Regions from separate parts of the Homo sapiens genome. Here all the other regions are linked to region 1. Evidence: chromatin contacts called from ENCODE Hi-C or POLR2A ChIA-PET data. All regions are on one chromosome and are shown on one strand. Each heading gives the region's core, a stretch centred on a gene start or an enhancer-like site at or near the end of the contact. The rest is flanking DNA. Distances are from core to core; before and after follow the strand shown.

Region 1 (6,201 bases), core at 807-3,306:
CCTTTATATCCCTTACAGGCCTCCGTCTTCAAGAAAAGTAGAACGGACTAAAGGTCTTTTAAAAAGACAGCTCACCAAGCTCAGCCACCAACTTAAAAAGGACTGGACAATACTTTTACCACTTTCGCTTCTCAGAATTCAGGCCTGTCCTCAGAATGCTACAAGGTACATCCCATTTAAGCTCCTGTATAGACGCTCCTTTTTATTAGGCCCCAGTCTCATTTGACACCAGACCAACTTAGACTGTGCCCCAAAAAACTTGTCATCCCTATCTTTTGTAGTCATACTCCTATTCACCATTCTCAACTACTCATACATGCCCTGCTCTTGTTTACACTGCCGGTTTACACTGTTTCTCCAAGCCATCACAGCTGATATCTCCTGGTGCTATCCCCAAACTGCCACTCTAAACTCTTGAAGTAAATAAATAATCTTTGCTGGCAGGACTATGCTGAATCTCCTTAGGCACTCTCTAATCAGATGTCCTATGTCCTCCCAATTCTTAGACCTTTTATACCTGTTTTTCTCCTTCTCTTATTCCATTTAGTTTCTCAATTCATCCAAAACCGTATCCAGGCCGTCACCAATCATTCTATACGACAAATGTTTCTTCTTACATCCCCACAATATCACCCCTTACCACAAGACCTCCCTTCAGCTTAATCTCTCCCACTGTAGGTTCCCACGCCACCCCTAATCCCACTTGAAGCAGCCCTGAGAAACATCACCCATTCTCTCTCCATACCACCCCCCAAAAATTTTCGCCGCCTCAACACTTCAACACTATTTTGTTTTGTCTTATTAATATAAGAAGGCAGGAATGTCACGCCTCTGAGCCCAGGCCAGGCCATCGCATCCCGTGACTTGCATGTATACATCCAGATGGCCTAAAGTAACTGAAGATCCACAAAAGAAGTACAAACAGCCTTAACTGATGACATTCAACCACTGTGATTTGTTCCTGCCCCACCCTAACTGATCAATGTACTTTGTAATCTCCCCCACCCTTAAGAAGGTTCTTTGTAATTCTCCCCACCCTTGAGAATGTACTTTGTGAGATCCACCCCTGCCCACCAGAGAACAACCCCCTTTGACTAATTTTCCATTACCTTCCCAAATCCTATAAAACAGCCCCACCCCTATCTCCCTTCGCTGACTCTTTTCGGACTTAGCCCACCTGCACCCATGTGAAATAAACAGCTTTATTGCTCACATAAAGCCTGTTTGGTGGTCTCTTCACACGGACGCGCATGAAACTAACAATGTATTGGGGAGAGAAACACACATCTGCAAATATCATTGCTGAAAAGAAATCATTGCATTAAGTGCTATAGTTAAAGCGTATAAACCCAACACTGAACACAAAGGAGGGAAGGACTGGGTCTGACCTGGAGAGCAGCAGAGGAGAAAGTGCGAAATGAAAGGTACCCAGCAACAGACAAAGGGTCACACTTGGCCCCAGACATAGTGCTTCTTCCTCAAGTGCGAAGGGAGTATTGCAAACACCAGATATGCAGTGTTATCTGTATTTGGAAATTGTTTATATTCAGGCCATTCACTTCATTCAGTCTGGCAATTTCATTCAATTAATCTCATTCATTTCTTAATTAATCTCATTCATTATTCTCTGTAAACTCCACGAGAGCGGAGACTTTGTGTCTTCTTCATCGGTAGATCCCCCATGCCTACTGGCACTAGTAGTTGCCCTAAATTCACTTATCAAAGGCAGCAAGAATAACTGGGACTCTTCTCTCTTGCTTTTCACGATTTCCAGCAGGGCACAAAGGCCTACAGTCCCCACCTGAAAAAAACAGACTTGACTGGAGGCAGCGCCTCTTCTTCCAAATACAGCCCCAGCTGACGCAGATTAGCACAACCGCCTAAGCGGCGGAACTCTGGAGAGTGCGGAACCTAGGATCCTAGGAAACTGAAGGCAACGGAACCTGGGGGCGATGGAATCCGGGAGCGGTGGAACCCGGAGCCTGTAGAACTTGAATCTAGAGGAACCTGACAGCGGCGCCGAGGGGGCCACCCGGACTCTGTTTGGAACGGAAGCACAGTGTCCGCCGCTTCCTGGTTGCGGGTCAGCGCCCAGGTCCTGGGCTGGCCGCCGGGATGTTGCCCTACACAGTGAACTTCAAGGTGTCGGCGCGCACCCTCACGGGGGCCCTCAACGCCCACAACAAGGCGGCGGTGGACTGGTGAGGACGCCGAGCTTCCAGGTCGCCAGGATCGGCCAGGAATGTGTGAGGGGGAAGGGGGAAGGACAAGAGGTTTCACCCCCTGGTTAGTTTGGCCTCGCTAAGGCAGGGAGCCGCCCTCACGCAATGAGCTTGCTTTCAGTTGGTGGATTTTTGTTGTTACAAAAGTGATAATAGCCCCGTGTGGGAAATTCCCCCATGCAAATACATTTCCCCTCTTTCTCGCGTATTTCTCTGCTGTTTTCTCTGCACCTCGCCCTTTTGCCGTTCCATTCCTCTCTCTTTTCCTCTCCTCCAGCTTCCAGGCTTCTCTCTCTCCACCATTAATTCCCTGTGCACTTTCTCTTTCCCATCCTGTCTTTTCTTTTTCGTTGTCTTGTATTCCTGTTGTCTTTCAACAATGTGCCAGACCCTGTGCTAGGCGCCTGTTCTTTCACCTGTCCTTTTCACCTCTTTTCGGGCTCCTCCTGTGTAGAACATTCCTGCCTTCAACAGGTCGTCTTTATTACTCTCTCCTTTCACTATAAATTACTACTGCAGCTCTGAAAACTACTCATTAGACAAATGTAAAGCAAAATTCTGTGGCTGTGGGATGTTGTTAGGAGGACTGAAACGTCTTGTGCAGTGTTTGTCGTTTTATTTAGTTGGAAGGACTAGGATTAGTCGCAGTATCCCCAGGCACATTGTGGATACTAAGGATTAGAAATCGGATAAGCGAAAGACGTATGCCTACAAGAACAGTCAGAGGGCACAAGTTCCTTTTTATGTCCTCGGGTCTCTATTTTCATATCTTTTAGAACTTTTTTTATCCGAATGAAAAGTGAATTTCAACAAGCATTTTAAGCTTAGCCAGATCTTTTATTTAAGTGGGATAATGATAAATACTGGCCTTTGGGTTTAAATGATTTTATTAATGGTGGTACATATGAATTAGACTTATCATTTATTTAGGCTTGGCAAGAAAGAAGTCGTCCTGCTTTGTTCTGTACTTAAACTTTAACATTACTGTTTTGCTAGGGGCTGGCAAGGTTTAATTGCTTATGGATGTCATTCACTTGTGGTAGTGATTGATTCCATTACTGCCCAAACTCTTCAAGTTTTAGAAAAGCATAAAGCTGATGTTGTAAAGGTAAGTAAAATCCCACTTTGACGCTAACATGTTGTCTAGTCTAAAGTTTAATACTGTGTATCACTAAGCTCTCATTAAGTCTTACGTGTAAGTGTTGAATAGCTTTTAAATATAACAACCTATTTGGGGTAGCCTAGAATTTTCATATATATGACTTAATGTCAATACAGGGTGAGTTATTAAATGCTAGTTGTTAGATCATTTTAAGGCAGATGAAAGTTCTACCATTTACAAGACCACTCAGTCATTCCTTAGTTTTGAGCACTTACCATATGCTATGGATATGGAGATGAAAGCCCTCAGATAATTCTCCATCTTATAAGGAAGACTCACAGCGTGATAGTGTGATAAGTGAGACTTGCGTAACACGCTGTGAGAAAACAGAGGAGCTGCATATTGCCTGGTTGTGAGGAGAGTCACAGAAGTCTACAGTTTCAAGACTAGTAGACAGTAGTTAGCCAAGTAAAAAATTGACAAGGAGCATTGCAGGGAAAAGCAAGAATATACACAGAAGTAAGTAGCGTGCCATAAAGATGGCTAAAGATGGGACACTTGTAGGAGTGATGAAATAAGAGGCAGCCAGAGAGATTCAGCTGTCTGTCCTGAAGTTTTGTAAGATTACGAAGGAGTTTGGATTTTTTTTTTTTTTAGACAGAATCTCACTCTGTCGCCCAGGCTGGAGTGCAGTGGCATGATCTCGGCTCACTGTAAGCTCCACATCCTGGGTTCACGCCATTCTCCTGCCTCAGCCTCCTGAGTAGCTGGGACTACAGGCACCCACCACCATGCCCAGCTAATTTTTTGTATTTTTAGTAGAGACCGGGTTTCACCATGTTAGCCAGGATGGTCTCGAGCTCCTGACCTCGTGATCCACCCGCCTTGGCCTCCCAAAGTGCTGGGATTACAGGTGTGAGTCACCGCGCCCAGCAGGAATTTGGATTTTTGAGTAGGAGATTGATGTGACCATATTCGCGTCTTAGAAAAACTCTGGCAGCAGTGGAGGATCTGCTGAAGAAATGCAAGACTGGAGGCAGTAAGATCATTTAGGAGATTTCTGCAGTAATTTTGGTGGGAAATTCTAAGGGCCTAAAATAAAGCTGGGGCATGGAGAAGTCATGTTTAAGAGCAGCAAAGAGGTAAACCTGATAGCCTTTATAGTGATCAGTATAAAGGAGAGTAAGAGAATAGAGTGACTCCAAGGTTTCTTTTGGTGTAATTGAATGACAGTGTTTCCAGTTATCAGAGGTAAGCATCTGTGAAGTCAGTGAATTTTTAAGTTTTCAACATGCAAAATCTGAGATGCCTGTAATATATTGCATTATAGTGATCCGGGCTTTAGGAGATAGGTCAGGATTAGAGATAGAGATTTGGAGTCTTTTTCTTTTTTAAATAATAGCTTTATTGAGATACTCATACCATAAAATGTACTGACTTAAAATGCACAATTCTGTGGCTTTTAGTATATCCACAGTTAATGCAGCCACAATTACAATGAACTTTTTTACCTCAAAAAGAAACCCTATATCCACTAGCAGTCATATTCCATTTCCCCCATTTCCCTCATCCTTTGGCAACCACTGACCTACTTTCTGTGTCTGTAGACTGGCCCATTCTGGGGATTTTATATAAATTGAATCATATAATTTGTGGTCTTTTGTGCATGACTTCTTTCACTTAGGATAATGTTTTCATGGTTCATCTGCGTTGTAGCATATATCAATACTCTGTTACTGATGAATAATATTCCACTGTAAGGATGTATCACATTTATTTTATTGATGGACATTTGGATATTTTGTACTTTTTGCCTGTTACGAATAATGCTGCTTTGCACATTCATGTGCAAGTTTTGTGTGAACCTGTGTTTTCATTTCCCTTGAGTATGTTTCTAGGGGTGGAATTACTGACTCATATGGTAACTCTGTTTAACTTTTTGAGGAACTGCTGGACTGTTTTCCAAATTAACATTCTCATTAGTAGTGTATGAGGAGTCTAATTTGTCCAAATCCTCACCAACGCTTGCTGTTCTCTGTTCTTTTGATTATAACCATCCTAATGGGTATGAATTGATTCTCATTGTGGCTTTGGTTTGCATTTCCCTGATGGCTAAAGGTGTGGAGTATCTTTTCATGTGCTTATTGGCCATTTGTATATCTTCTTTGGAGAAATGTCTATGCAGGTCCTTTGCCCATTTTAAAATTGTATTATTTATCTTTTTATAATTGAGTCGTAAGATTTCTTTGTATACAGTAGTCCTCCCTTATCCAGAAGGGAAATGTTCCAAGACCCCAGTGGAAGCCTGAAACCCTGGATAGTACTGAACCCTATATATATTGTGCTTTTTCTCATACATACTTACTTATGATAAAGTTTATAAACCAAACCCTGTATATACTGTTTTGTCTCATACATACTTACCTATGATCAAGTTTATAAATTAGGCATAATAAGAGATTAACAACAATAACTAATAATAATAAAGGAGAACAATTATAACAATACATCAGCATTACTACTCTTGCACTTTGGGGGCATTATAAAGTAAAATAAGGGTTACTTGAACATAGCACTGAGATATCACAACAGTTGATCTGATAATCAGTATGGCTACTGAGGGCAGGTGGTGTATACAGCATGGATGTTCTGGACAAAGGGATGATTTATGATTAAGGCAGGATGGAACAGGACAGTGGGAGATTTCATCATGCTATTCAGAAAAGCGCATAATTTATGAATTGTTTATTTTTAGACTTTTTTGTGTCATATGTTTGGATTGATACATGATTTGCAAATATTTTCTCTCAATTTGTGGGTTGTCTTTTTACTTTCTTGGTGGTGTCTTTTGAAGAACAAAACTTTTTCATTTTGATG
Region 2 (6,315 bases), core at 726-3,225, 1.1 Mb before region 1:
AGTTAATGACTGACTGCTGTTTTTTTCCAAGCTGCTGTCAGGCAGATTTTACTAATTAATTTCACTTAAAATAGTGGTGTTCAAGCCTGACTGCATAGTAAAGTCATCTGGGGAGCTTAGAAAAAATAAACAAACTGATGCCAGAGCCCCACCCCAATTAAATTCTGATTTAATTGGTCTAAGGTCCAAGCATTGATATGTTTGAAAAATTCCCCAGGTGATTCTAATAGGCAGCCAGGGTTGGAACCATGGATCTAAAACATCAGGAAAAGTTTCAATGAACTAATTAATTGTTTTAAAACAGTTACAACAGCATTGTTTTCTTCACATCTGGCAATGTAATTCATAAAACAATAATGAAATAATTTGCAGGATACAATGTCTTCATAGGATTTTCTCATTCTCATTTTTGCTAAGTCAACACATGGCTGAATTAAACAATCAATCTGAAACCGATGGTTCCACTGAAGCTTCTTATAGCTTCATTACCTTCTTTCTCCAAATCACATCACAAAGATTTGATAGAGTAACCACCTCCCTCGACCTTTATGTTGAGGTGTCTGGACAGCACAGAGGCATGGTACTTAGAAAAGATTCCAGGACGCTTTGTTATCATTGGACTTTCTGTGCTATGGAAATTCAACACTGTGGGCTGGAATAACTAGTCATGTGGAACTCCTTCCTGCTTTTGTACCCTCTCACTTTTACTTGAGCAGAAGGTTAAAAGTATTGCTTTCTGAGAAGTCCCATTCGGTCACTCCTCTCTCTCGCAAGAGAGACAGCTGTTCTCCCTTTTCTTTTGCCTATAAACTTCCGCTCCTAAACTAAAAAAAAAAAAAAAAAAAGTATTGCCTTATTTTTCTCATCTCCTACTTCTTGTCTTTTTCTCTTGTTTCCGATTCAGGCATTAGAGAAGGCAAGGAGTTAGGAGTAGGAAGACTCAATGATTTATAGAACTGGGGGTGTCATAAAAGGTCATTAGTTCAACCACCATCTGAGACCAAGAGACTTCCCCAAGATCACACAGCTAGATAGTCCTCGAACTGGCCCCGGAAGTGGGGGCCTCATTCTCCAGACCCATTCTGTTCAGGATATCAACTGGTTTTTCAAGACAGACTGAGCTCAAGGATGTTTGGGGGAGACTCCTCCTTCCCCGAGAGGGTCTCCATTCATCTTATCCTCGCCAAACGATATTCCTTCCGCTTGCTTCATTAACTGGCTCCATTTGTGAAGTCTTCTCCAAACCGCCCTGCTTAATTCGGGACACAGCAGCACCTGTACATTCCTCCCTTCCTCCTCGCTCTTTAGCCGCGTGCTGCTAATGCTTGTGTGTTTTCTATTGTTACATGCTTTCCCTCGTTGATGTGCATTTATTGAATGCCTCCTGTTGTCAAACTTCTAATAGGGAATACGAAAACAGAAGACGCCTCCGCTTGGCTGTGGGCCTGGCTGGGGATGAACCCCTGTAGCCAGGCCCCGGGGTCTCGCCTGGTTTCGGTACGGGCAGGCAGCGCAGGCCCGCGGGGAACGTACCCCGCACCGCTCCGGGAGAGCGGGTGTGGGGTTGGATTCAGGTCTCGGCCTGGCGAAGCGTGAGCGCCTCCCTGCACGGAGGGGAGGCCCCAGCGGTGGGCGCCTGTCCCCAAGGCCGCGCGGAGGGAGGCGGTCAGTCCAGACCGACTCGGCCGAGCTCCCGAGCTGCCACCGGTGACCACGACAGGAAGGCTGGCGCGCCGGGGGAGGGGCCTGGGCAAGAGCGGGAGGGGCGGGCGGAAGGACGAGAGGGAGGAGGAAAGACCCGCGGGGAGGAGCTGGGAGGAGACACCCGGGAGAAGGCGGAGGAAAGGGCAGGAAGCGGGAGGGAGCTGAAAGGAGGAGGAGGCTGAGGGGCGGAGCCGGGCGCTCGGGGAGAGTAGCCAGCAGAGGGGGTGGAGCCGGGCCTGGGGCGGAGCCAGGGAAGGGGAGGAGCGGGGGGGAGAGGCCTCTACGGCCGCCGCTGCCGCCGCCGCTGCCGGGGCGCGTTCTCCTCCTACCGGTCGGGTGCCCCGGGGCGTTCCCTCTGCCGCTGCTTCTCGGCGCGGTTCCTACCCGGCCGCTCCCCGAGGCGCGGGCTCTGGCGGCCTCGACCGACTAGGACGCCCCGTGCGCCGCCCGCGGGCCGCCGCCTCCCTGGGCGCGCGGGGCCAGCATGGAGCTCTTCCAAGCCAAGGACCACTACATCCTGCAGCAGGGCGAGCGCGCGCTGTGGTGCAGCCGCCGCGACGGCGGCCTCCAGCTCCGACCCGGTGAGGCTGGCGGTGCGGGCGGGGGGCACCCCGGGCCAGGGCGGGGAGAGGAGGGGGCGCGGCCGGACCCCTCAGCCGGGCGGGAGGAGCCGCCTGCGGGCCTGGTGAGGCGGGGCGGGGCGGGCTGCGAGCGCGCGAGCTGTCATTATTCCCTGACTGGAAGGAGCCTGGCCTTTCTCCGAGACAGCGCCGAGCCCCTACCCCAGTGCGGAGCAGAAGGGGCTGGCGACCCTCGTCCTTCCCACCGCGTCACGCGGCCGCCCTTGGGGCTTGGGGCCCAGGCCGAGGGGAGGGGGTCCCCTCCGGCAGAAAGTTCCAGCAAGGTGCACCTGGCCGTAAAGGCCTCTTCCTCCTTGGAGTAGTTCTTACATGGCCTTCGCCAGAAGTTCTGGGTTCGAATTCCGATCTGGAGCGGTTGCGCCAGTTCCGTCTAGGGCTCTGCTGGACACTCACTCCCTGTTGCCATCCCGTGTGTTCTTGGTCCCTTATTATTAAAGGTGTGACTTTACTGTGGTTACCTCATAGGCACTCGGTTTAAAGCCTTTGTCTTTGACTTTAATACCACAGCACAATTAAATTGTATTGTAATGTATAATTTTGAGATTTTTGTGTGACTTGATGTTGTGCGACACAAAATGTATTGTGGGTCCATGTTTGGGTGTCATGTAAGCTGTTCGGAGAGGCTTAAGTCTGCAATTAGCTTGCTTTAGGAAAATGTGTGTGCAGTCGTGGTTTAAACAGAGCAGTCCCTGCCCTCAGAGCGCTGACAGTCCAGTTTCTTGTAAGATGGGGCTGGGTGGCACCTGCCCCTTTTGGCTTGCTAATCCTTTCCTCATATCACTCAGAGATTCTTCCACTTTAGGGAAAGCGAGAGGATAGAGTTCTTTAAGGAAGGAGCCAGAGCTTTTCAGACTTACTTGTAATTCTTATGTGCAGTCTAGACAGAAGGATTACATGATATGAATTGAAAAGGATAAAAGGTTCAGATGAGCTTTTCAGATCACAGCGTGGTATCACTTATAGGATGGTTTTTAAGGACAGGCCCTTTAACATATTATTTCCAATCCCCACAGCAACCTTACAGGACACGTGTGGGATCCTCTTTTTCAGGTGAGGAGAAAGGAGTGAGAGGTTATTAGTAACTCGTTCGGGGTCACAGCCTAGAGTTGAGACACTGACACAGGGCAGTTCTGTGACCTCCAGAACACTTTTGGGCAGGCCCCACTGCTTTCTTAGGAAGGCCTACTAGTTGCTTTGCCAGAGCAGTGAAGGATAACTTATTTTTTTCCTCAGGCTCTGTCTATATTTTCTTGCTATTACGTTGTATTTCCTCTTTTCAGAATGGAGGATAAACTCCTTGGCCCAGATAAAGTTCTTGATGATCTCGGGATAGAGTTATTATGGATAGGCTAATTTTGGCCAGTCTTCTGTCATTCTCTTCTCTGATTTGACCATTTGTCTGGCTTTCTCCCCTTCCCTCCTTTCACTCCCCCAAATTTGGGTAAGGCTTCAGTACAGCTTGAAGTAAAGCAGATTTCAAAATTCCTAGGTTGTCAAAAGAGTCAACTCCTTGGATTCTAAAAGCTTAGACTATTAGAACTGGATGGGACTTAAGATCGTCTCCAACTCATCTGACAACAAACTTTTCTACACCCCAGTTTCTTGAACTATAAAGGCTAACCTGCGCCTAGATTCTTGGATGAAGCCATGCAGTTTGGATTACTGTTTGTTCAAAGTCCATGTCAGAAGGCAAATTTAAAACTTTTTTGGGGGAGGAAAGTAGCTATAGCCTTTGCACTTGAGATTGGCATACTTTTTAGAATATAGCGGGCCACAGACCAAGTAGACCAAATGTCTGGAGGAAGGAAGAGGCCATGTTTCAGAAGTAACAGCCAGTTTTGATCTTAAGGTGTTCAGGATAGCCAGGGAATAAAGAATCCCATGCACTTGATTTTCCTATAGTTTATCCTGTCCAGGACTGAAGATCCTTTCTAACTAATGGCTATTTAAGAATGGCATTTTAATTGAATAAGTGCTTTTCAGATCTTTTTCTGTATATGGAATCATTTAAAATTCTCTTTATTTTATTGGACTTTTCCCCTGTGCTTTTATGGCAAGTTTTGCTGCTGTTTGTAGTGACAGCATTTAAAATCTTTCATTGTTTCCTACTGGTTATTTAGCTGAATAGATTACTAAGTCCTTTTCTTTTTTGAAAGGGCAGTATTATAAGCTCAAAAAAGCTTGTGGGCATCGTGGTTTTTACATTCGTGACTATTGAACAACCTGAAACAAGAGTTTTCCTTTTTCTAGAGACATCAGAAGGATAAGTAATGATGATATTTAAGATTAAAATACTCATTTATTTAGCCTGGAATGTTTGTTACTGTCAACCCCTTTTCCTACCTAGTCCATTCCATAAGACCCAGCTCAGATGCTACCCCTCATCCTTGGGGCAGAATTATTGGCCACCTTTATTGTGTTTCCAGGCATTTTCTACACTTAGTGGACACTTCAATTCTAACCCTTATGCATCATCATAATAAAAGTTTGCCTACTTCTTCCCCGGTGGGAAGTCCCAGTGTGTTCCCCAAGGCAAGGGCTGTATTTACTCCTCATCTTGGTGTCTCTAGGCTTTAGAGTACTTAGGACAGAGAAGGCGTTTTTGTTTGAGTTGAGCTGAATTAAAGTTAAGTCTAAGTTCTCTCTCAGTAATATCATTGCCTTAAAAATAAGATGTTGTATTATGTTTGTTGCTCTTTTTAGGCCTGTTTTTTTGGGGGAGGGGGAAAGGGCGGGGCGGGCAGTGGACAGAGTCTTGCTCTGTTGCCCAGGCTGGAGTGCGGTGGCGTGTTCTCGGCTCACTGCAACCTCTGCCTCCTAGGTTCAAGCGATTCTCCTGTTTCAGACTTCTGAGTAGCTGGGACTACAGGTGTGTGCCACCTCACCCAGCTAATTTTTGTATTTTTTGTTAGAGATAGGGTTTCGCCATGTCGGCCAGGCTGGTCTCAAACCCCTGACCTCAGGTGATCTGCCCACCTCGGCCCCCCAAAGTACTGGGATTATAGGCTTGACCCACTGCGCCTGGCCTCTTTTTAGGGCTGTTTTGAATATATTTTAATTGGAGTGGAAAATCTCTGTCCATTTGGATGAGGAAATATGAGGAAAGGTACACCTGCACTTGTGTTATATTTCTATCTGATGTAGCATTATCTCATTATCTTTTTTTTTTTTTTCTGAGACAGGGTCTTGCTCTGTCACCCAGGCTGGAGTGCAGTGGCGTGATCATGGCTTGCTGTAGCCCCTACCTCCCGGCACCAAGCTATTCCTCCCACCTCAGTCCCCCAGGTAGCTGGGACTACATGTGTGTGCTACCACACCTGGCTAATTTTTTTTTTTTTTTTTTTTGGTAGAGATGGAGTCTCACTATATGGCTCAGGCTGATCTTGGCCTCCTGGGCTCAAGCGATCCTCCCACCTTGGCCTCACAAAGTGCTGGAATTATGGGCATGAGCCACCACACTGGGCTTTTAAAATATCTTTTTGGTAGTATTCCTTACTTTCCTCTTTAACATTATTTAAACTTTTTCAGGTTTTTTTTCTCCTAGTTAAAAAACGAAGTATTGTTTTTTTTCTGGTGTTTCTAATTTTTTTAAGGGTAATGAGTAATCTGTATTCATATATAGCAGTTTTTTGATAGATGCTTAGATGCTTATGTCTGTTGTAAGATAATGACTACTACTTCTCTTTTCTTTTTTTTCTTTCTTTTTTGAGACAGAGTTTTGCTCTTGTTGCCCAGGCTGGAGTGCAATGGTGCGATCTCGGCTCACTGCAACCTCCACCTCCCGGGTTCAAGCGATTCTCCTGCCTCAGCCTCCTGAGTAGCTGGGATTATAGGAACCTGTCACCACGCCTGGCAAGTTTTTGTATTTTTACTAGAGACAGGGTTTTGCCATGTTGGCCAGGCTGGTCTCGAACTCCTGACCTCAGGTGATCCACCCTCCCCGGCCTCCCGAAGTGCTGGGATTACAGGC
Region 3 (5,570 bases), core at 2,411-4,910, 1.3 Mb before region 1:
ATGAGAATGAAGAACATCAGAAAACAGACCTTTAAAGCAACTATATGACAAATAGAAATTTAGGCTCAACATCAAAGCAATTCTTGCCACTTTAAATACCATCAAATAAATTAGTAATACTGTAGGTAATGAATATTTAAAGACCTACCTAGGCTCTAAACACCATATTGTTTTCTGAAGATAGAACCATATGTCTTAGCTTGTGTGTGTCTGCAGGAAAAAAACCTCACTAGTAACACACAGGCATCTTAAGGAAACAATTTAAGATAAGCTTTGTTAAGAACACATTCTTTTAAAACATACTGGCCACTTGAAAAACCTAATCCATAGCTCACAATGTAAAATATAAGATCTCCATAAACAAAAAACCCTACTAGATATCAACGTCTAAAATCATGTTCAGTTTTCATCATGTTACTTATATCTAATAGAACCCTTTGAGAATATGTAAAACGTACACTTAGAAAAACTATGCATTATTTGTATTAAACTCTAATAAAAATCCCAATTGTTAAACATTTGCTTTTATCTCAAGATTTTACATTTGAAGGTTTTAAAAAATATATAAAAGTCAACAGACTGCACCACATGTGACAGTAATGTCTGCCTACAATCTTAGTTCAACCAGGACTTTTAAAAAAGAACTTAATACTAATTTAATGAAAGAAGTATAATCACTGTAGAAATTCTGAGTACCTCTTATGTTCCAGGCAGTGAACTAAGTGCTGTGGGGGTAAGACCTAGGAAGATGTAGTAGTCCTTCTCTTAAAAAAAAAAAAAGGCCCTATGGAAAAGGGTGGGAGAAGGAAAAAGGAAGACAGAATAGTAAACACGTACTGACATACAAAACAACAGAGTTAAGATGTTTATTTATTCATATGAACATGTCACAGTTTTAGAGAACTGTAAACATAGACAACTTAACTGTTTCAAAGAAAGAACAAGAGATTAGAGAAGGTAGAGGAAGGAAATAAGTGACAAAGAAGTTAGCTTATTATTCCCCTGGAGAAACTCTGATAGGGATGAAGGCAAGGCAGATGCAAAGATAAATAAAAGACATCAAAAAAGCACATTCTTTAGCACTACAAAACCAGAGATTCCTCTTGGTAAGGAACAGATACAGTAAATGAGACCCCTGCCATGAGTATTTATCAATCATTCAGTGTGTGATGATACTTCAGATTTTTAGATACAATGTAACTTTTATCTTTGTTAAATACATGTTAGCTAGTCTTTAAGCCTAGCTTTCCCAGATGCTTATATCAAAGTACACATTGTAACTCAACACCAAGTCTTGGCTTCAACAGATGTTGAAGGATAAAATTTTTTTTTTAATTGTTTAGACGAACTCTCGCTCTGTCACCAGTCTGGAGTGCAGTGGTGCAATCTCGGCTCACTGCAACCTCTGCCTCCTGGGTTCAAGTGATTCTCCTGCCTCAGCCTCCCAAGTAGCAGGGACTACAGGCGCGCGCCACCACGCCCAGCTAATTTTTGTGTTTTTTGTAGAGACGGAGTTTCACCGTGTTGGCCAGGAAGGTCTCGATCTCTTGACCTCGTGATCCGCCCACCTCGGCCTCCCAAAGTGCTGGGATTACAGGCGTGAGCCACTGCGCCCGGCCTGAAGGACAAATTTCAAGTGTGTCCCAATTCTTTCTTCTAGGGAGAGAAGGCAGAAATGGAAGACAACACAAAACACAAAGACGTTCTATTAAGCAGGCGTTTCATTGAAGCATTGGATGTGCTTCAGTAGGCCTCAGATTCTCAAAACGGGACGGATACTTCAGTGAGACGTTAGAGAACACATTTATTCCTGTACAAGGCCACACCAAAAAAATCTCTATCAATACTGAACATCTATCTTCTTTACTGAGCATCCTTTCTTTGGTAGGAGTGAAGAGATGTGAAGCTAGTCAAACTTCTCGAGTGCCCCTCCACCTTCATCTATTCCCTAAAAAGCAATTTCCCCATCAGAGAGCAGAGCCAAGTGGACTATGATCCTATCAATACCAGGAGAGGCAAGAGAAACAAAGCAGCGATCTGACTCCTTGGTACTCAAGGTAGGAGTGCTAGACCTGGAGAGGCCGGGAAATTAGGGTGCCCAATTTAAACATTTAATTAAAAAGTATTCAGACTTAAAAAAAAAAAAAAAGATGCAGAGAAAAGGAGTGCCACACTATTCAGAAAGGAATGCAAATGCTGAGTCATCACTCTTCATTGGAAAGGAAGGAAACCAGAATTAAGTGGTTGGAAGATGGAATTCATTCATTAGATTGAGCTTCAGGTAAAAAGCAACAGCAAGACAGGAGAAAAAGCGTTCAGAAGACACACATCAAATAGCGGATGAAGACATAATTTTAGCCAACTCTGAAGCTTTCGACGCACAAACAGATTAGGAAGAGGCAACACCTAGAGAGCAAAAGGAGTTTAACAACTGGTTGTCAGTTTAGCGTAGGGAGCGCTCAAAGTAAACTTCTTTATCCAAGAAGGGAAAGATGCTCGGGCAGCAAAAGGTATCCCTTATGTACTTCAAAAGTAGCGGGCGCTAGGCGGGTGTTTCTGACAGCGTGGGCGGGGGCACGTGGGGCATAAAGAGAGAAGGGGCTTGAGTGGTGAAAGAGTGTCCTGCTTCCTCCGAGAGCTTAGCTGGGGAGAAGAGCTGGGAGCGACTCGAGCTGAGGACGTGGAAGGGGTGAGTGCTAATTCCTCAGGGCCCGCGGGGCCCACCCCCGGGCCCACCCCCAATCCTACCCCCGCCAGGCCCTTCCCCCGTGGGCGCCGGCAGCTCCAGGCCCAGCCCAGGGCGTCCAACGCGGAGGGGGTGCAGGAGTTCTCCTGGGCCTGACAGCCTCAGCCGTGCAGAAACCCGGCCTAGGGAGGGCATGCAAAGAAGGACGCCAGAGAAAAAGGTCGAGACAAGCCCCAGACCCCAGGAAGTGACTGTTTGGGGGAAGGGAGGATTTCCTTCCCAAGGAAAAGGGGACAGATGAGGAATGCACTTCGCGTCCACGCCGCCCTGGTCAGGGAGCCGCCTAGAGTCCCGGCTTCGGCCCAGTCTCTCCTGCTCCCTCCCTTAGCGTCCCGCGGTGCCCGGGCCTCTTGGCGCCTGGCACCCCTCGTCTCGGGTACTCACAGAGTCCGGGGCTGCCCGTCGTCTTCCATCATGGTGGGTGCGACGGAGCGATCCCGGGACAAGGGGGAGGGCAGGGTTGGGGAGGGGAGGGGGTGGGGAGGAAGGGGAGGGGGGCTCTGGGCACCGGCTGGGGACAGAGGAAAAGGCACCGAACCCTGCTCTCGGGCTCTCTCCCCCCAGCCCGCTCCGGACACTGCGCTCCAACCAGGAGGAGCAGGAGGAGGAGGAGGATGAACAAAATGGCCGCCGCCACCAGCCAGGCAGGAAACAGGGCAGAGCGCAGGCGCGACCCGCCAGGTCACCGCTCAGGCCAGCCGCGACAGCCTGCAAGGGGGACGACCGAGGGGAGAGAAAAAAGGGCCGCCGAGGAAACCCTGGGACCCGCTCACGACGGATCACGTCGTCGCTGTGGGCCTCTGGCCGGCCGAAGCCCAGCCAGCTCCGGGAGAGATCGGGCAAAAAGAGAAACGTCGTGAAGCCGAAGTCTCTGGGAATTGTGGTCCTGGAAATGAGAGAGGGAAGCACTTCTGCAGAGGACTTCTGGAACCTGTGGTTAAGAGGAGCCGCCGGCGCCCACCCGCGCTGGGACGTGAAGAGGAGACTTCTGGGTAGTGTAGTCATACGTGAGGACGTGCGACGACCAGGAAGTCGGCGGGCTGGGAGGTAAAGGGAAGAATAAAAGCGACATTGAAAGGCGGGGAGACCAAGTGGGGAAAAGCGCTGTCTGGGAAAGCGAACTACAAGTCCCAGAGTTCCTCGCGCCGGGGGCTGTCCTCGGACTGCTCCAGGCATTGTAAGGCTCTTCTGTTGGCCCAGTCTGAGCTGCTGCTCCGCCTTCGTCCAGCCCGAGAGCGGTTTCTTCAACTGTGGCTCAGGCAGCACTCTCCCTCCGCGTGGTGTCCGAGCCAGCAGGGCCGTCCGGCCCTCCTGTGTTCATCAGAACGGCTGGCTCGCGTTAGTCAACCGCCGCTTCGCGCGACAGTCAGAAGAGAGGCTGTGCTGGCGGGGACCCGGAGGGGTTGGGGTGTTTTGGGGACTCGATTTCCCACAAATAGGTATTTCTAGCCTATTTGTTAAATACAAGTAGGTGGCCTGCTTGTAAATTGCTTTACAAGTTTCAGAGGTTTCCCTATCAAATGTCTCATCGGATAGTGGGGTAAGAAGAGGAGCCCTATTATAATGACTTGCCCAACTCCCCCCGTATTCTTGGAGTTAAAAGAAAAAAAAATCCTTGGGCAGAGACGTGCACAAACATAAAGTTGCGTTTACAGACATCAGTCATGTGGGCTAGAAACGCAGTTTTGCATGAAGATAGGGGAAGCCATGTTCATACTAGCTCTGCATCCCTGTAGAATTTGTCTTCTCACCCCCCACAACAGTTCCTGGTGTGCTTTTTTCCTCCTCTAAGTACCTTCAGGAGAAAGTACTTGGTCTTGTAGCTTAGTGAAGAGTGGCGATGAAGAAAGATCTTTCAGCCCATTGCCAGAACTTAACTGCCCCGGTTAGTAATGGCTTAAGAGTTGCTTCTGCCGACATGTACTAAGTGCATGTCGACCTCTGCAAGTGGCGGTGCGTATGCGTGCCACTGAACATTAATCTTGAAAGCAGAATCAACCATGCAGCAAGCCCTTATGTTGTCCATTTTCAGGGGAGGAAATTTCAACCTGAAAGACTTCATAGAGACACGGCAAAGGAGTTGAGCCCCATAAGAGTCCGTAGGAACAACAAAAGGCTCAGACGCCAGGACCCATGGCTAAAATGTATGGGCTGGGGATGCGGGCGGGAGCGGGGGGAAGGGAACTAAAGCTAGAGAGGACCTTGTAGAACCGTGTTGTCAAGAATCTATTTCATGCTGAGGAATTTGAGCTTTCTCTTCCAGGCAGTGAGGAGCCACTCAAAGGTTTTGTCTATGTTTTTAATTGGACCTAGGTGTAGAACTGGATTTAATTATAATCCAATTCATTAACCCATGCCTGGCCCGCTGTGATAGTTTCCTGTTGATGCTGTAACAAATTACTGCAAATTTAGATACTTAAAACAACACGAATTTATTTTCTTACAATTCTGGAAGTCAGAAGTCCAAAATCAGTTACACTGGGCTAAAATCAAGGTGTCGGCAGGGCTGGTTCCTTGCCTTTTCCAGCTTCTAGAGGCTGCCTGCATTCCTTGGCTCTTGGCCCCATCCTCCATCTTCAAGAAAAGAAGCATAGTATCTTCTTTCTTCTCTGCCTCTGTACGTACATCGTGATTCTCCTGCCACCCCTTTTCATTTACGAGAACCTTTTGTGATTACTTTGGGCGAAGATTATCTCAAGATTCTTAATCACATCTGCAAAGTCCCTTTTAGCATAACATTCCCAAATTCTGGGAATTAGGACATAGAAATCTTTGGTGGACCATTATTCAGTTTACCGCACCCACCTTTATTACTTTAGTTTTG
Region 4 (5,600 bases), core at 1,197-3,696, 1.1 Mb before region 1:
TGGCACATGCCTGTAATCCCAGCTACTCAGGAGGCTAAGGCAGAAGAATCACTTGAACCTGGGAGGTGGAGGTTGCAGTGAGCCAAGATCGAGCCACTGCACTCCAGCCTGGGCGACAGAGCTAGACTTCATCTCAAAAAAAAAAAAAAAAAGAAAAGAAAAGGAAAAAAAAAAGAGAGCTGATGTCTATCTCTTTGAGCTGTCAGATTGTTAAAACTAGCACATAGCAGTTATTGAGTGAACAAATGCTTTTGTAGGAGAAGGTAGAGAAAGAATATTGTGGGGTAAAAGGAGGTAATTGGGGTCAGGAATGAATCATTCAATTTCGTTGGATTGCTTCCAGACTCAGAAAGAATGCTTACATTTCATGATTTCATCCAACCTCCAAACAACGCCCGGGACAGATCAGGGGAATAATGCTTAGCTCTCAGCCACCTGACTTCCATGACAATGGGTCCCTGTTGTGGGGTGTTGTATGAGTGGCTTATTCTGATTCTGTTGGTCGGTCAGAAATTTGCTGAGGTGCAGAGGCAGCACTGCACAAACGGAAAACGGTAGCTCCTGAACAAACCGCTGCTTGGTGCAAAAGAAAGGAAGGAAGCTTCTGTCCCTGGCCTTTCTCATCCCATCCTCTACTCCTTTCACCTGTCCTAGTTGTGTTGCTCTTGGGGTCAGAAGTAGGGTGCATATGCCTGTATCTGTAGTTTACCCTTTACCCTCTTAGGGTCCGTGAGACTTTGGCAAGTTCCTTCTGTGCTCTGCCCTTCATTTTCCATGTCCCTAAATGGGAATGGTCATGTGTATTAAACAGACTGATGGTGTCTACCACAGTCTTAAGCAGAATGGAAGCTCAAATATGTTAATTATTTTTACTATATGTTTTCTGTCTGTGAACATCCCTCTCCTTTCCTTCTAAAGGATACATGAACTGTTTAGAACAAAACACTCCATTTCAGGACAAGTTTCCTCTGGAAAAAAACAAAAAACAAAACAACAACAAAAAACACAGTTACCAGCTTCAAGGATGGGGATGTGAAAATGTTGTAATGGAAAAGCTGCATATAGAGAGAGAGTCTGTGAGACGGTAAGTTTTAAGTCATAGATAATCATGAGTCTTAGAGGTGGGAAGAACATCTAGAGAGAGCTTATTCAGAAAGACATTCTGGGCTATTTCAACAGTAAAGATGATGCTATCTCCATTTTTGGGGGGAGAGTCATGGCCTTTGGTAGTTTTGAGTGTATTTACCACTAGGTAGTAATATCTTGTTTTCAAACTGATTATTGCTGACTGAATCATGTCCCCTTAAAGATATGCTCAAGTCCTAATCCCCGGTACCTATGAATGTGAGTTTATTTGGACATACATCCTTTGTAGATCTAAAAAAGTTAAGATGAGGTTTTACTGGAACACTAGTTCAATGACTGGTACCTTTATAAGAAGAGAAAAATTTGAACACTGATACAGACACACAGGGAGAGTGCCGTGTGACAAATGAGACAGAAATTGGAGTGATATATCTACAAGCCAAGGAACACCAAGAATTGCAGGCAGCCTGCGGAAGCTGGAAAAGGCAAGGAAGGATTCTCCCTTGGCGCCTTCAGAGGGAGCCTGGCCCAGCCAACACCTTGATTTTGGATTTCTAGCCTCCAGAATTGTGAGAAAATACACTTCTGTTGTTTACTGCCACCCACTTTATGGTCATTTGTTACAGCAGCCCTAGAAAACCAATACACTGACCAAATGACCACATCTCTTTGTCCCCTCTCTTATTTTATTTATTAATTCACTTATGTTTTATAGAGATGGGGTCTCACTATGTTGCCAAAGCTGGTCTCAAACTCCTGGGCTCAAGAAATCCTCCCACCTTAGCCTCCCAAAGTGCTGGAATTACAGGCATGAGCCACTGTGCCCAGCCCCCTCTCTTATTGTAATCAGTAGATTAATCCTGGTTCTCAATAGCCTTGAGGTTTCTGATGGAAATTTTAATATAATTATTAACATATTCTTTGTTTTTGAGACGGAGTCTTGCACTGCTGCCCAGGCTGGAGTGCAGCGGCACGATCTCGGCTCACTGCAAGGTCTGCCTGTTGGGTTCACGCCATTCTCCTGCCTCAGCCTCCCCAGTAGCTGGGACTACAGGTGCCCGCCACCATGCCTGGCTGATTTTTTATATTTTTAGTAGAGACGGTGTTTCACTGTGTTAGCCAGGATGGTCTCTATCTCCTGACCTCGTGATCCACCTGCCCTGGCCTCCCAAAGTGCTGGGATTACAGACGTGAGCCACCACGCCCTGCCAACATATTCTATTTTTACATTAAAATAATATATATTTGGATTGGGGAAACCTTCTGATGACTGAGTTGGTAAGCTCCTAGGAAAGACAGAAACTCACTCTGTAGGCCCCATCCTGCACAGCTAGTAGATGCTGCAGGGAGAACTGGGCATCCCCCAATGATGTGATGCTTCAGTTTCAACATCTGTAAACGCTGCTGATATTTCCTTCCTGCTACTTCAGAATAAAAATACGTCTTTAAAGTATTTTGAGCTCTATGGAGCCTGCTGTAGAAATTTAGAGGTAGCATGATAATCATCCTTCATCTTCGTTTTTTTTTTTTTTTTGAGTCTTGCTCTGTCGCCCAGGAGGCTGCTTTTTTTTTTTTTTTTTTTTTTTGACTGACCTTCCCTTCTTCTGAACTTGTTATTCACATCTTGTCCTCAAGACATTTTCTCCTTGGTACCGAGCAATAATTTTTGTTCTGATGTCATTGGTGATTCCGCACCTATGGAAAGCTGTTATTTTCCATTCTATCAGGAACTCAGGTATTTATTTCAATCTGTTCGTAGCAGAGAAGAATATTTCTGTTGAATGTATTCCTGTTCTTGTCAGGTTGTAAAGATGAGTAGAATGGGATGCCTCCCTAGCGCTGTGAGTTGTTGTTGTTGTTTGTAATATGTGAAATTGATGTAAACCCTCCTGACTTCAAGTTTTCGAAACCTCCCACTACTGCAATGAGTCAGATAGAACCAGGAACTGACACTAAGCTGATGACCCGAAAAGGGATCCATTGCTGAATTACACCATCATTAGTGAGAAGCTCCTGATCTCCTACTTTCTAACTCCAAGAAAGGTTCTATTTGTCGGTTGAAAGAGAAACTCAGCCACAGGTGGTGGGGTACGTCTATAATTCCAGCACTTTCGGAGGCTGAGGCAGAAGGATCACTTGAGGCCCGGAGTTCAAGAGCAGCCTGGGCAACAGAGTGAGACCCTGTCTTTACAAAAATAGATAGGGATATTTTTGTATGCTTCCTTTCTGGCTCCAGTATAACCTTCTTCTAGAGCTTCTTTGTCCTCAAACCTTAAGGAAAATATGAATAGCTATTCGGTTTTGTTTTTCAGTGTGTACAACCTTTGGGCTCTTATTCTGTCTGCAAAATTTAGACGTTTTTGTTGCTCATTGCTCACCTTCTTAATTTTTTTTTGTTTTTGTTTTTGTTTTGTGAGATGGAGTCTTGCTCTGTCGCCCAGGCTGGAGTGCAATGGCGCAATCTTGGCTCACTGCAACCTCTGCCTCCTGGGCTCAAGTGATTCTCCTGCCTCGGCCTCTCAAGCAGCTGGGATTACAAGGTGCCTCCCACTCAGCTAATTTTTGTGTTTTTGGTAGAGATAGGGTTTCACCATGTTGGCCAGGCTGGTCTCGAACTCCTGTGATCCACCCACCTTGGCCTCCCAAAGTGCTGGGACTACAGGCGTGAGCCACTGCACCCAGCCACCTTCTTAATATTTTTAAGAGGAAGATACTTTCCCACATTAGGTGTTGATTATGATTGACATTTTTATGATTTAAAAAAACCCTGTTTATTCTTAGTGGGCTTACTCATTCAGAGAGTCTGAGTATTATTTTTAGCACACAGCAAACCTGTTATTTTAGATTAGACTAATAATGAAACTAAGTCAGTTTCTTGACTTTTTTTTTCCACTTTCTCAGTTAAAAAATATTTTCAAGATGTCTCTGAAAGGATCTTATTGATTGATTGACTGAGACTGGGTCTTGCTCTGTCGCCCTGGCTGGAGCTCAGTGGCACGATCATAGCTTACTGTAGCCTTGATCTCAAGCGACCCTCCAGCCTCAACTTCCTGAGTAGCTGGTACTACAGGCATTTGCCACTACACCTGGCTGATTTTTTTTTTTTTTTTTTTAAATTTAGTAGATACAAGGTCTTGCTTTGTTGCCCAGGCTGGTCTCGAACTCCTGAGCTCAAGCAATCCTCCCACCTTGGCTTCCCAAAGTGGTGGGATTATAAGTGTGAGCCACTGTGTCTGGCCTGAAAGAATCATTTTTAATAGGTACTCCCATTTGTCCAAGAACCTTAAGGGTATATCAGTCATGAATAGGTTGTTGCAAGTATCTGGTTTCTATATGTCTATATTATTTCATATATTTCATATTGTGCATAGAGAAGGGACTCCACATTTTGTAGGGCAATTTGGATGGGCCCTAAGGTAGGGAATGATGGGGGGAGGAGGGAGATGCAGGTAAGCTGATGATAAGATCTTTGGCTGGTGGTATGGGCTGAATTGTGCCTCCCTAAAATCTACGTGTTGAAGTCCAAACCCCCAAGTACCTCAGACTGTGACTGGGTTTGAAGACAGGGCTCTTAAAGAGCTGACTGAGGTAAAAGGAGGTCAATAGGTTGGGCCCTAATACAATATGACTGATGTCCTTGTACGAAGAGAAGATTAGGACACACACAACACATAAACCTGGAGATAACCATGTGAGGACACAGCAAGAAGAGGCCAATGGTAAGTGAAGGAGAAAGATTGCAGAAGAAATCAACCCTACCAACACCTTGATCTTGGACTGTGTACCCACCCAAATCTCATCTTCAACTGTAGCTCCCATAATCCCCACATGTTGTGGGAGGGGCCCAGTGGGAGGTAATTGAATCATGGGGGCGGTTACCTCCATGCTGTTCTTCTGATAGTGAGTTCTCACAAGATATAATAGTTTTATAAGGGACTTTTCCCTGCTTCACTCTGCACTTCTCCTTGCTGCTGCCATGTGAAGAAGGACATGTTTGCTTTCCCTTCCGCCATGATTACAACTTTCCTGAAATCTCCCCAGCTCTGCAGAACTGTGAGTCAATTAAACTTCTTTCCTTTATAAATTATCCAGTCTCGGGTATGTCCTTGTAGCAGTGTGAGAATGGATTAATACGACTTCTAGCCTCCAAAAGTGTGAGGATGTAAATTTCTTGGCTAAGCCTGCCACTCTGTCACACTTTGTCATGGCAGCTTGAGCAGTCTCAGACAGCTGGGTCCTGGCCATATGATCTTCCCCATTCTGGAGTTCAGCGTGAAGGGTAGGGGGAGGGGCGGGAAGGAGGATGAATGACAAAGCCATCGATTTGGCCATCTGCTCCATACAGCTTTGAGAGCTTTGAGCAAGTCATCAGATACAGGATGGCTGCAGAGATGGAGCCTTCTTGAGAGTAGGGAAGGGGAGAGGAAGTGTGAATAACAATAAAACATACTCAGGTAGTGGGGGCAGAGGGAGAGGCTGCAAATAGTCACTATTTAACACTTTGGTTGCTGTTA

What was found. Hi-C counts contacts between places; a loop is a spot of excess contacts on that map. ChIA-PET counts read pairs that join two places held with the same protein, here RNA polymerase II (POLR2A). Pooled maps may share reads with other maps.
Region 2: a map with no recorded cell type shows a loop between it and region 1 (7-fold over the local background). The contact joins the promoter of INPP5F here to the promoter of WDR11 in region 1. A Hi-C loop is called at or near these places in 3 of 37 single-sample maps with no recorded cell type and 6 of 50 pooled maps. POLR2A ChIA-PET finds 5 or more read pairs at or near these places in 1 of 52 experiments (activated T-cell).
Region 3: a map of CD8-positive, alpha-beta T cell shows a loop between it and region 1 (8-fold over the local background). The contact joins the promoter of TIAL1 here to the promoter of WDR11 in region 1. A Hi-C loop is called at or near these places in 1 of 168 maps with a recorded cell type or tissue (CD8-positive, alpha-beta T cell), 3 of 37 single-sample maps with no recorded cell type and 10 of 50 pooled maps.
Region 4: a loop to region 1 is called in a pooled map, with 24 times the contacts of the local background. The contact joins the enhancer-like site here to the promoter of WDR11 in region 1. A Hi-C loop is called at or near these places in 2 of 37 single-sample maps with no recorded cell type and 5 of 50 pooled maps. POLR2A ChIA-PET finds 5 or more read pairs at or near these places in 1 of 52 experiments (activated T-cell).

Annotation. Positions count from the first base shown.
Region 1 is chr10:120,849,306-120,855,506 of GRCh38, forward strand. It overlaps WDR11 (WD repeat domain 11), which reads left to right and starts at 2,057. Exons shown (of 29, transcript NM_018117.12): 1 at 2,057-2,201; 2 at 3,219-3,330. The coding sequence starts at 2,116. WDR11-DT (WDR11 divergent transcript) reads right to left here and starts at 1,874. Exons shown (of 3, transcript NR_033850.1): 1 at 1,389-1,874. RefSeq lists enhancers at 1,699-2,243, 1,722-1,841, 2,002-2,471, 2,244-2,787, 2,482-2,541.
Region 2 is chr10:119,724,075-119,730,389 of GRCh38, forward strand. INPP5F (inositol polyphosphate-5-phosphatase F) reads left to right here and starts at 1,976. Exons shown (of 20, transcript NM_014937.4): 1 at 1,976-2,285. The coding sequence starts at 2,189. RefSeq lists an enhancer at 975-1,024 and a silencer at 1,635-2,404.
Region 3 is chr10:119,593,304-119,598,873 of GRCh38, forward strand. TIAL1 (TIA1 cytotoxic granule associated RNA binding protein like 1) reads right to left here and starts at 3,661. Exons shown (of 12, transcript NM_003252.4): 1 at 3,131-3,661. The coding sequence starts at 3,162. It overlaps LOC105378512 (a long non-coding RNA gene), which reads left to right and starts at 2,261. Exons shown (of 2, transcript XR_946358.3): 1 at 2,261-2,689; 2 at 3,311-5,570. RefSeq lists silencers at 2,674-2,773, 3,184-3,293 and enhancers at 2,892-3,890, 3,304-3,893, 3,891-4,888, 4,784-4,873.
Region 4 is chr10:119,701,650-119,707,249 of GRCh38, forward strand. No RefSeq gene overlaps it. Among named protein-coding and RNA genes, the nearest start is that of INPP5F, 22 kb to the right of the region's middle. RefSeq lists enhancers at 2,289-2,338, 2,349-2,398, 3,029-3,308. Within about 2 kb of position 2,447, at least 6 of the 41 ENCODE cell types and tissues checked have a DNase peak (open chromatin) inside an H3K27ac peak, as active enhancers do.